2 separate regions of the Homo sapiens genome follow, and region 2 is linked to region 1. A link is a loop called in an ENCODE intact Hi-C map of the cell type or tissue named here. Cell type or tissue: endothelial cell of umbilical vein. All regions are shown on one strand.

Region 1 (5,000 bases):
ATGAGCAGAAACAATCTACTGTTTCCTCTTTAACACAACAAGGATTCCTGAGTGCTCATGGACTCAAAAGTGAAAGATAACTCATCTCAAGCCACCTTGAAAACATGAGGTGGTCATAGCCAAGAGCATTGCCTTTGGGTGAAGTACACCTAGAAATATGTGTCTATGACTATATGAGCAAATAGCCATCACTCAGGGCCATCTATGTAAGATACCAAAACTGGAAAAGAAGAAATCACAAATGACATAGGACTGATAATGAGGAAAATATGATATAGAATCTATTAAAATAATTGTTTAAAATGCCATTGCTTAGTTCTATAAAACTAAGTTTGCAATCCTAAATGAATTCAATAATTTTCTAGGAAAATATAAACTAACCAGCCTTACTTCTACAATAAATAGAGAAAATTATAAAGAACTACATCCAAATAAGTACCAGGCATAGCAAATTTCAAAGCATATTCCACCAACTATTTAAGACATAAATAGTCTTAGTATATCAAATAAAATATCTAGGAATACATTTAACATGAAAAGTAAGATATTTGCATTAATAAAATGTAAAACATTACTTTTCCTCTACTGGAGAATTGAAACAGAAAAAAAAGACCTTTAATTCCTAAAACTGAAGCTAAGATTATCCTGACATTTTAAAAAGCTCAAAAAGATAGGACAAAGAAAATCATAGACCAATCATTCTTTTGAACAGCAATGGAAAGAATTTCAAGTAGGAAACAGAATCCAGATTCAACATGGTTTTGATGCCTCATAAGCAAGTAGGGTTTATAATAGTAATGCAAAGATGCTTTGGACTTAGAATATTTTATTGGCCATACTAATAAATAAAACTTTAAAAAGATCTTCTCATTATATAGTCGACATGCAGTTTAAAATGTTATCACCGATTCTTTATATAAAGTCTTAAAAAATGGATAATTACTTTTATAATGGGTAAAATTCTTATCTATTTAAGGAAAATATAAAAATTCCTATAACAACATTATCATAATATTATAAAGCATATAAGATCTTAGTGAAAATATTCTCTTTAAATTAGGAATCGTAGAAAGAATATCTTTTTTCTTCATCTTAATCATTACCATCTTCTTATTACTACAATTAAGCATTCTTCAGGATGTACAGACATACTTGAAACAAAAGAATAAAAGGCCTCATAAAAGAAACAAATTTTTAGCAAAAAAAAAAAAAAAATGAAGAGAATCAAATGGACATTTTAGACCTGAAAAAAAAAAAAAAAGTTCAGTGATTTGGCTCAACAGCGTAATGGAGGTGACAGAGAAGAGAATTGGTGACCTAGAAGATGGGGCAGTAGAAATTACCCATTTCGAAGAATAGAGAGAGAATAGACTGGAAAAAAAAATGAACAGAGACGCAGGGACTAGTGGTACAATAACAAAATATTTAATACACATGGTTTTCAGAGTTCTAGAAGAGAAGAAAGTGGGACCAAAAAGTTTCAGACATAATCAGTGAAAGCTTCCATATTTGTCAAGAGATTAAATTTACATATTACAGAAACTGACCAAACCCAAATAGAATACACCGAAAGAAATCAAAGCCAATGCACATCTTTTTCTTTTTTTCTTTTCTTTCTTTCTTTTCTTTTCTTTTTTTTTTTTTTTTTTTTGGGAGACGAAGTGTTGTTCCGTCGCCCAGGCTGGAGTGCAGTGGTGTGATCTTGGCTCACTGCAACCTCTGCCTCCTGGGTTCAAGCAATTCCCCTGCCTCAGCCTCCCAAGTAGCTGGGATTACAGGTGTCCACCACCATGCCTGGCTAATTTTTGTATTTTTAGAAGAGACGAGGTTTCACCATGTTAGCCAGGCTGGTCTCGAACTCCTGACCTCAGGTGATCCACCTGCCTCGGAGGTCCAAAATGCTGGGATTACAGGTGTGAGCCACTGCGCCGGGCCTCACATCACTATTAATCTGCTGAAAACAGAAGACAGAGAAAAGAATAATGAAGAATGCCAGAGAAAGGTGACAACTCGCCCATAAGAAAAACACAATAAGAATAACCATGGATCTCTCAGCTGAAACTGTGGAGGCCAGAATGAAGAGAGACCTAGTTTTCAGATGTTGAAAGGAAAGAACCATTCACCCAGAATCCTATAACCAGTGAAAATATCTTCCAGAATGAAAAGGAAATTAGGATATTTTCAGATGTAGAAAAACTAAGAATTGTTCACCAAGCTTCTTATTCTAAAGTGCATATGACAAGGCGAAGGGTCTGGAATAGCTAAAATAATCTTGTTAAAGAACAAATTGGGAGGAATTACTCTACCCAACATTACTTATGGCTGTAGTAATCAGGACAGTGTGATCTTGGCTGAGGGGCAGACATATGGACCAAGAATCAGAATAGCAAACACAGAAATACACCCACACTATTATTTCCCAACTGATTTTTAACAAAGGCGTAAAAGCCATCTAATGGAGAAAGCCCTTTCAATACATGGTGTTTCAACTACTGGACATCCATAGGCCAAAAAAAAAAAAAATTGACTTAAGTCAATATAAAAATTAACTCAAAATGGATCATGGAATTAAATGTTAAACTCTTAAAACTTTTACTTGAAAAATAGAACATTTTTGGGATACAGGACTAGGCAAAGAGTTCTTATGCCAGACAGCAGGTTGAAAGAAAGAAGCTACAGAGTGGGAGAAAATATTTGCAAATCACTTATTTAACAAATGTCTAGTATCTAGAATTTATAAAGAGCTCTCAAGATTTAACAATAAAAACATCAAACAGTACGATTAGAATATGGCAAAAGTCATAAAGAGACATTTCCCTGAAGAAAAAATACAGATGGCAATTGAGCACATGAAAAGAAGCTCAATATCATTAGCCTTTAGGGTAATGAAAGTAGAAACCACAGGGAGATATCACCACATACCTATCAGAATGGCTAACAGTAAAACAAACAAACAAACAATACCAAACCCTGATAAGGAAGGAGAGGAACTGAATCATTCATACATTGCTAGTGAGAATGTAAAATCATAAAGCCACTCTGAAAAACAGTATGTCAGTTTCTTAAAACACTAGACAACCAGGCAATTGCACTCCTGAGAACTTATCCAAGAATATTGAAGATATGTTCACATAACAAGCTGTACACAAATGTTTGTAAGTCTTATTCATATAACAAAAACTGAAAACAATTCAGCTGTCCTTCAATAAGTGAATTATTAAATAAACCATGTTGTATTCACACCATAGACCACTACTCAGCAATACAAACAACAGACTATGGATACACATGACAACAAAGCTGAGTCTCCAGAGATTTATGTTCAAAGAAGAAGCGAATTCCAAAAGGCTTTACATTCTGTGATTCTATTTATATCATATTCTTGAAATAAATTATAGAACTGAAGTAGAGATTAGTGGTCTCAGTGGGACCACAGGTGAGGCAGGAGACACTGGGTGTGGCTACAGAAGAACAACAGAAAAGACATTGTGATGTAAATATTTTGTACTTTGTATTAATATGCTGGTTGTGATATTGTATTACAGTTTTGCAAGATGCTATCATTTGGAGAAACTGGGTAAAGAGTACATAGCTTCCTTTCATATTATTCCTTATAGGTATAGGTGAATCAAAGATTATCCCCCCAAAATATTTTTAATAAGTCAGAAGGGAAGTATTTTGAAAAATTTATTATTTTAAGGTATTATATTTTTACCTGGAAAGATGATAAATAAGATACAAATTAATTTAGATTAAAATATACCTCATTTAATTGGCCAGCTACAAAGTTATATATCTTGTATGTAGATAAACAGTGAAATAGAATATATAATCAATATAATTAAAGAATAAACACTGGTCGAGAATTTTTAAAACACTCCAGAAGGACACAGTCTTGCAATAAATCAAATATATTATGTTCTAGAAAATGAAATCTCATATTTTAAAACATCTCTTTTCCCTAAATCAATCTATATATTTTATGTAATTCCAATAAAAATGTCAATTAAAATCTGTTTAAAACATCAGTGGGATTATGAAGTCCTTCTGAAAAACAAATAATACTTCTAATAATGAAAGATAAGAAAAAATTTACCAAATATTATCATTAAAGAGTGTTAGTGACACATAAGTGTGTGTGTTTGTCTGTGTGTGTGTGTGTGTGTGTGTGTTTGTGAAGAGACAGGAAAGAGAAGGAGAAAGAGGTAAAAGGAAAAAAAAGTTTGAGAACTAACCAATAATTCTGTAATACATTATGTAATTAGTATATGTAAGAGAGACATTTCAAGTCATAGAGAAAAGATCTCTTATTAAATAGCATGGCAACATTTGAATTAAAAAATACATTTTAATTTCTATTTTACAACTCTATTAAAAGAAATTCCAGAATTATTGAATAATGAAAGAAAAACATAACTAAAGTGCAATAAAATCAATGTAGCATATTTAATTTTAATTTACTTTGTCAGTGGGTAGGTCTTTTTCAACAACATACAAATTCCAGAAGGTATGGTACAAAGATGATTCATAAATTCAAACTAAATAATTTTTAAATGCAATAATTGTTTAAAAGCATGACAGTTGGGGACAATTGACCATTTAATGTCCAGTCTCTGAGGCCTACTGCATGCCTACTGGAGAAGAATTGTTCCTCGTGCACATGTGTCTTCTGGTTAAATCTGGATGACCTAATCCAGATGGGGTTCTGCTGGGTGGCTCTGTTGCAGCCTGCAGACCAGCTGGGCTTGGATTCTGGCTGTGGTCGGGCTGAGGTCTCTCCATAAATTTATTATGGTGACCAGGGTAGGAGGGCAGTGGCGATAGTGATTAGAAGAAACCTCTTCTAATTGTGGATCACAAAAGGCAAGTTTTTTAGAATAATCTTTTAAACAAATTTTAATTCTTCACTACTGTCACATCTACTAACTCATCTTTGGCCAAAGCAAGTCATGTTGACAAGGACAGAGTTAAAGGGCAAAGAAGTATACTCTCTCCTGATG
Region 2 (5,000 bases), 76 kb before region 1:
TGTGGACATTGTCTTTATCCAATCTATCACTGATGGGCATTTGGGTTGGTTCCAAGCCTTTGCTATGGTGAACAGTGCTGCAATAAACATACGTGTGCATGTGCTTTTATAGTAGAATGATTTATAATCCTTTAGGTATATACCCAGTAATGGGATTCCTGGGTCAAACGGTAGTTCTGGTTCTAGATCCTTGAGGAATCGCCACTCTGTCTTCCCCAACAGTTGAACTAATTTACACTCCCACCAACAGTGTAAAAGTGTTCCTATTTCTCCACATCCTCTCCAGCATCTGTTGTTTCCTGACTTGTTGCTGATCGCCATTCTAACTGGCTTGAGATGGTATCTCATTGTGGTTTTGATTTGCATTTCTCTAATGACCAGTGATGATGAGCTTTTTTTCATATGTTTGTTGGTCACATAAATGTCTTCTTTTGAGAAGTCTCTGTTCATATCCTTCACCCACTTTTTGATGGGGATGTTTGTTTTTTTCTTGTAAATTTGTTTAAGTGCCTTGTAGATTCTGGATATTAGCCCTATGTCAGATGGATAGATTGCAAACATTTTCTCCCATTCTGTAGGTTGCCTGTTCACTCTGATGATAGTTTCTTTTGCAGTGCAGAAGTTCTTTAGTTTAATTAGATCCCATTTGTCAATTTTGGCTTTTCCTGACATTGCTTTTGGTGTTTTAGTCATGAAGTCTTTGCCAGTGCCTATGTCCTGAATGGTATTGCCTAGGTTTTCTTCTAGGGTTTTTACAGTTTTAGGTCTTACATTTAAGTCTTTAATCCACCTTGAGTTAATTTTTGTATAAGGTATAAGGAAAGGGTCCAGTTTCAGTTTTCTGCTTATGGCTAGCAATTTTCCCAACACCGTTTATTAAATAGGGACTCCTTTCCCCATTGCTTGTTTTTGTCAGGTTTTTCAAATATCAGATGGTTGTAGAAACATTATTTCTGAGGCCTCTGTTCTGCTCTATTGGTCTATATCTGTTTTTGTACCAGTACCATGCTGTTTTGGTTACTGTAGCCTTGTAGTATAGTTTGAATTCAGGTAGTGTGATGCCTCCAGCTTTGTTCTTTTTCCTTAGGATTGTCTTGGCTATACAGGCTCTTTTTTGGTTCCATATGAAATTTAAAATAGTTTTTTAAATTATTCTAAGAAAGTCAGTGGTAGCTTGATGGGCATAGCGTTGAATCTATAAATTACTTTGGGCAGTATGGTCATTTTCACGATGTTGATTCTTCCTATCAATGAGCATGGAATTTTTTTTTTATTTGTTTGTGTCCTCTCTTATTTCCTTGAGCAGTGGCTTGTAGTTCTCCTTGAAGAGGTCCTTCACATCCTTTGTAAGTTGTATTCCTAGGTATTTTATTCTGTTTGTAGCAATTGTGAATGGGAGTTCACTTATGATTTGACTCTCTGTTTGTCTATTATTGGTGTATAGGAATGCTTGCGACTTTTGCACATTGATTTTGTATGCTGATACTTTGCTGAAGTTCCTTATCAGCTTAAGGATATTTTGGGCTGAGACGATAGGGTTTTCTAAATACGCACTCATGTCATCTGCAAACAGAGACAATTTGACTTCCTCTCTTCCTGTTTGAATATCCTTTATTTCTTTCTCTTGCCTAATTGCCTTGGCCAGAACTTCCAATACTATTTTGAATAGAAGTGGTGAGAGAGGGCATCCTTGTCTTGTGCTGGTTTTCAAAGGGAATGCTTCCAGCTTTTGTCCATTCAGTATGATATTCCTGTGGGTTTGTCATAAAAAGTTCTTATTATTTTGAGATACGTTCCATCAATGCCTAGTTTATTGAGAGTTTTTAGCATGAAGAGGTGTTGAATTTTATTGAAAGCCTTTTCTGCATCTATTGAGATAATTACGTGTTTTTTTCCACTGGTTCTGTTTATGTGATAGATTACATTTATTGATTTGCATATGTTGAACCAGCCTTGCATCCTAGAGATGAAGCCAAGTTGATTGTGGTGGACAAGCTTTTTGAGGTGCTGCTGGATTCGGTTTGTCAGTATTTTATTGAGGATTTTCACATCAATGTTCATCAGGGATATTGGCCTGAAATTTTCTTTTTTCGTTGTGTCTCTGCCAGGTTTTGGTATCAGGATGATGCCAGCATCATAAAATGAGTTAGGGAGAAGTCCCTCTTTTTCTATTGTTTGGAATAATTTCAGAAGGAATAGTACCAGCTCCTCTTTGTACCTGTGGTAGAATTCAGCTGTGAACCCATCTGGTCCTGGGCTTTTTTTGGTTGGTATGCTATTAATTACTGCCTTAATTTCAGAACTTGTTATTGGTCTATTCAAGGATTCTACTTCTTCCTGGTTTAGTCTTTAGAGGGTGTACGTGTCCAGGAATTTATCCATTTCTTCTAGGTTTTCTAGGCTATTTGCATAGAGGGGTTTATATTTTTCTCGATGGTAGTTTGTATTTCTGTGGGATCAGTGATCTTCTCTTTATAATGTTTTTGTGTCTGTTTGATTCTTCTCTCTTTTCTTTTTTATTAGTCTGGCTAGCGGTCTATCTATTTTGTTAATCTTTTCAAAAAACCAGCTCCTGGATTCATTGATTTTTTTGAAGGGTTTTTTGTGTCTCCATCTCCTTCAGTTCTGCTCTGATCTTATTTATTTCTTGTCTTCTGCCAGCTTTTGAATTTGTTTGCTCTTGCTTCTCTAGTTCTCTCAATTGTGATATCAGGGTGTCGATTTTAGATCTTTCCTGCTTTCTCCTGTGGGCATTTAGTGCTATAAATTTCCCTGTAAACACTGCTTTAGCTGTGTCCCAGAGATTCTTGTACATTGTGTCTTTGTTCTCATTGGTTTCAAATAACTTATTTATTTCTGCCTTAATTTCAAGAGACGTGGAGTCAGGGTATTTTTAAAAACTTGTTGGTTTTCATAGTGGAAGAAGGTATAACATATCTGTGGGCTCATGGGATGATACAGTAGATACATAAGAAAGTTTATTTGCAGAAGCAACATTCTTGTGTAGGTGAGAAAGCATGGGAGCCACTGAAAAAACAAATGGTTAGCCTTAGAAAGCAGTAGAGATAGTCATCCATGGAGACGGAAATGAGGTCAGAGTATGTGAGTATACAACTGGAAGGTGGGTAGGGTTGGGGATTATGTGGAAGTTATTTTCTGATTTTTCCACATTCACATTTAAGAGACTTAATATTGCAAAATGAAACTGTTTACCTCAGATCCCTGTTATCCGTGTGTAGTGTGGTAGCAATATCCTTTCCAAGAGAAAGTTTATGAACAGAAGCTGTGACCATTTTCCAGGTATAAGATAAAAGCATTGGAAAACCTTCTTAGATAAAAATCTGCCTTTTTCCTAATATTTTTAGTGGGCAATACAGCTGTTTTCCTTAATATGAACCTATCTGTGCTTCACTGGTAAGTAAGTGAGGAATTGAACACTGATGCTATTCCATAATAATGGTGTATATTGAAACAGATTGATAGAGCTTAAAATTGAAAACAGAATTTTAAAAATCTTTGTGTCATTATTTTTTAATTTTCTTCAGGAAACATAACTATGTTCCCTAAGCTAATGGAACACCTTTGAATTTTCATACTTATGCAAAATTAATAATTACATATTTGATATGGTTTGGCTCTGTGTCCCTACCCAAATCTCATGTGGAATTGTAAATCCCCATGGGTCAAGGGAGTGACCTGGTGGTAGGTGGTTGGATCATGTGGGTGGATTTCCCCCATGTCATTCTTGTGATAGTGAGTGAGTTCTCATGGGATATGATGGTTTAAACACGTGGCACTTCCCCCCTCACTCACTCTCTCCTGCCGCCTTGTGATGAAGTTGCTTGCTTCCACTTTACCTTCCCCCATGACTGTAATCTTCCTGAAGCCTCCCCAACCATGTGGAACTGTGAGTCAGTTAAACCTCTTTCTTTATAAATTACCCAGTCTCAGGTAGTTCTTTACAGCAGTGTGAAAATGGACTAATTTCTTTCTGAAAGAAAATCCTCATTTTTGTAATGTGGAGAGATTATTTTTAATTCATAAATTGTTTATTAAACTACTAAAAATAATTATTTTTAAAGTAATTTTTCTGGCATATTATTTTTTAAATGAACATATCAGTGCCAATAGGTAGTCTGAGGAAAGGATACAGAAATCCAGAGGTACTGATAATTATGTTGAGCTGCTCCTGGGTATATTGGAGTCTTCATTTCTCTATGCCAACCACACTGACATAACCTTGCTTAATAAATGGCTACAGACACAAAGACACTATATTCTTGCAGCATCAGCCCTCTGCTGACATACCTTATCACTGCAATTTGTCTCACCTTTCGTTGTGTGTACTATCTTTCTGAAGTTTTATCTAGTCAACTGCCATAAACTGCTGTTCTAAAACACATTTTTCACATCTAATGAGAAAGGTGATTTTGCAAAAGAAAGTTAATGGCCTCTGTGCTATTGCCTTCTCTCCCTCAAACCTGCACAGCAGTAGCATCAAATGTCTTGAGATAGATAGAGTTGATATCATGTTTGCTTTGGATACCTTCAGAGCTACAAAGTGTGACACAGCCTTGGAGAGGAAGGGAAAAAATGTAAGTATTATTTGGAACTCTGGGGAGGATGAAGAACTGAACTCACAACTGGAAATATGTAATAATCTACACTTGGCTACTAAATGTGGAGAGTGGTGATTTTCTTTCTTCTTTTTTCTTTCTCTTTCTCCCCTCCCTCCCTCCCTCTCTCTTTCTTTCTTTCTTGCTTGCTTGCTTGCTTGCTTTCTTGCTTTCTTGCTCTTGCTCTCTCACCCAGGCTAGAGTGCAGTGGCACAATCATAGCTCACTGCAGCCTCCACCTCCTGGGTTCAAGTGATTCTCCTGCCTCAGCCTCCGGAGTAGCTGGGATTACAGGCATTCACCACACCTGGACAACTTTTGAATTTTTAGTAGAGAAGGTGTTTCACTATATTTGCCAGGCTGGTCTTGAACTACTGACCTCAA

Evidence for each region. Hi-C counts contacts between places; a loop is a spot of excess contacts. Peaks named below come from ENCODE experiments on the same cell type or tissue, not always from the same donor. Only the 100,000 strongest peaks of a DNase experiment are listed, where the experiment ranks them.
Region 2: it touches region 1 in a loop (3-fold over the local background); 1 of 110 quality-filtered maps calls a loop at or near these places.

The regions. Positions count from the first base shown.
Region 1 is chr13:104,405,972-104,410,971 of GRCh38, forward strand. No RefSeq gene overlaps it. Among named protein-coding and RNA genes, the nearest start is that of LINC01309, 980 kb to the left of the region's middle. In endothelial cell of umbilical vein, no CTCF peak of the experiment used is centred here; a DNase peak (open chromatin) is centred at 2,990; H3K27ac peaks cover 896 bases.
Region 2 is chr13:104,330,257-104,335,256 of GRCh38, forward strand. No RefSeq gene overlaps it. Among named protein-coding and RNA genes, the nearest start is that of LINC01309, 910 kb to the left of the region's middle. In endothelial cell of umbilical vein, no CTCF peak of the experiment used is centred here; no DNase peak of the experiment used is centred here.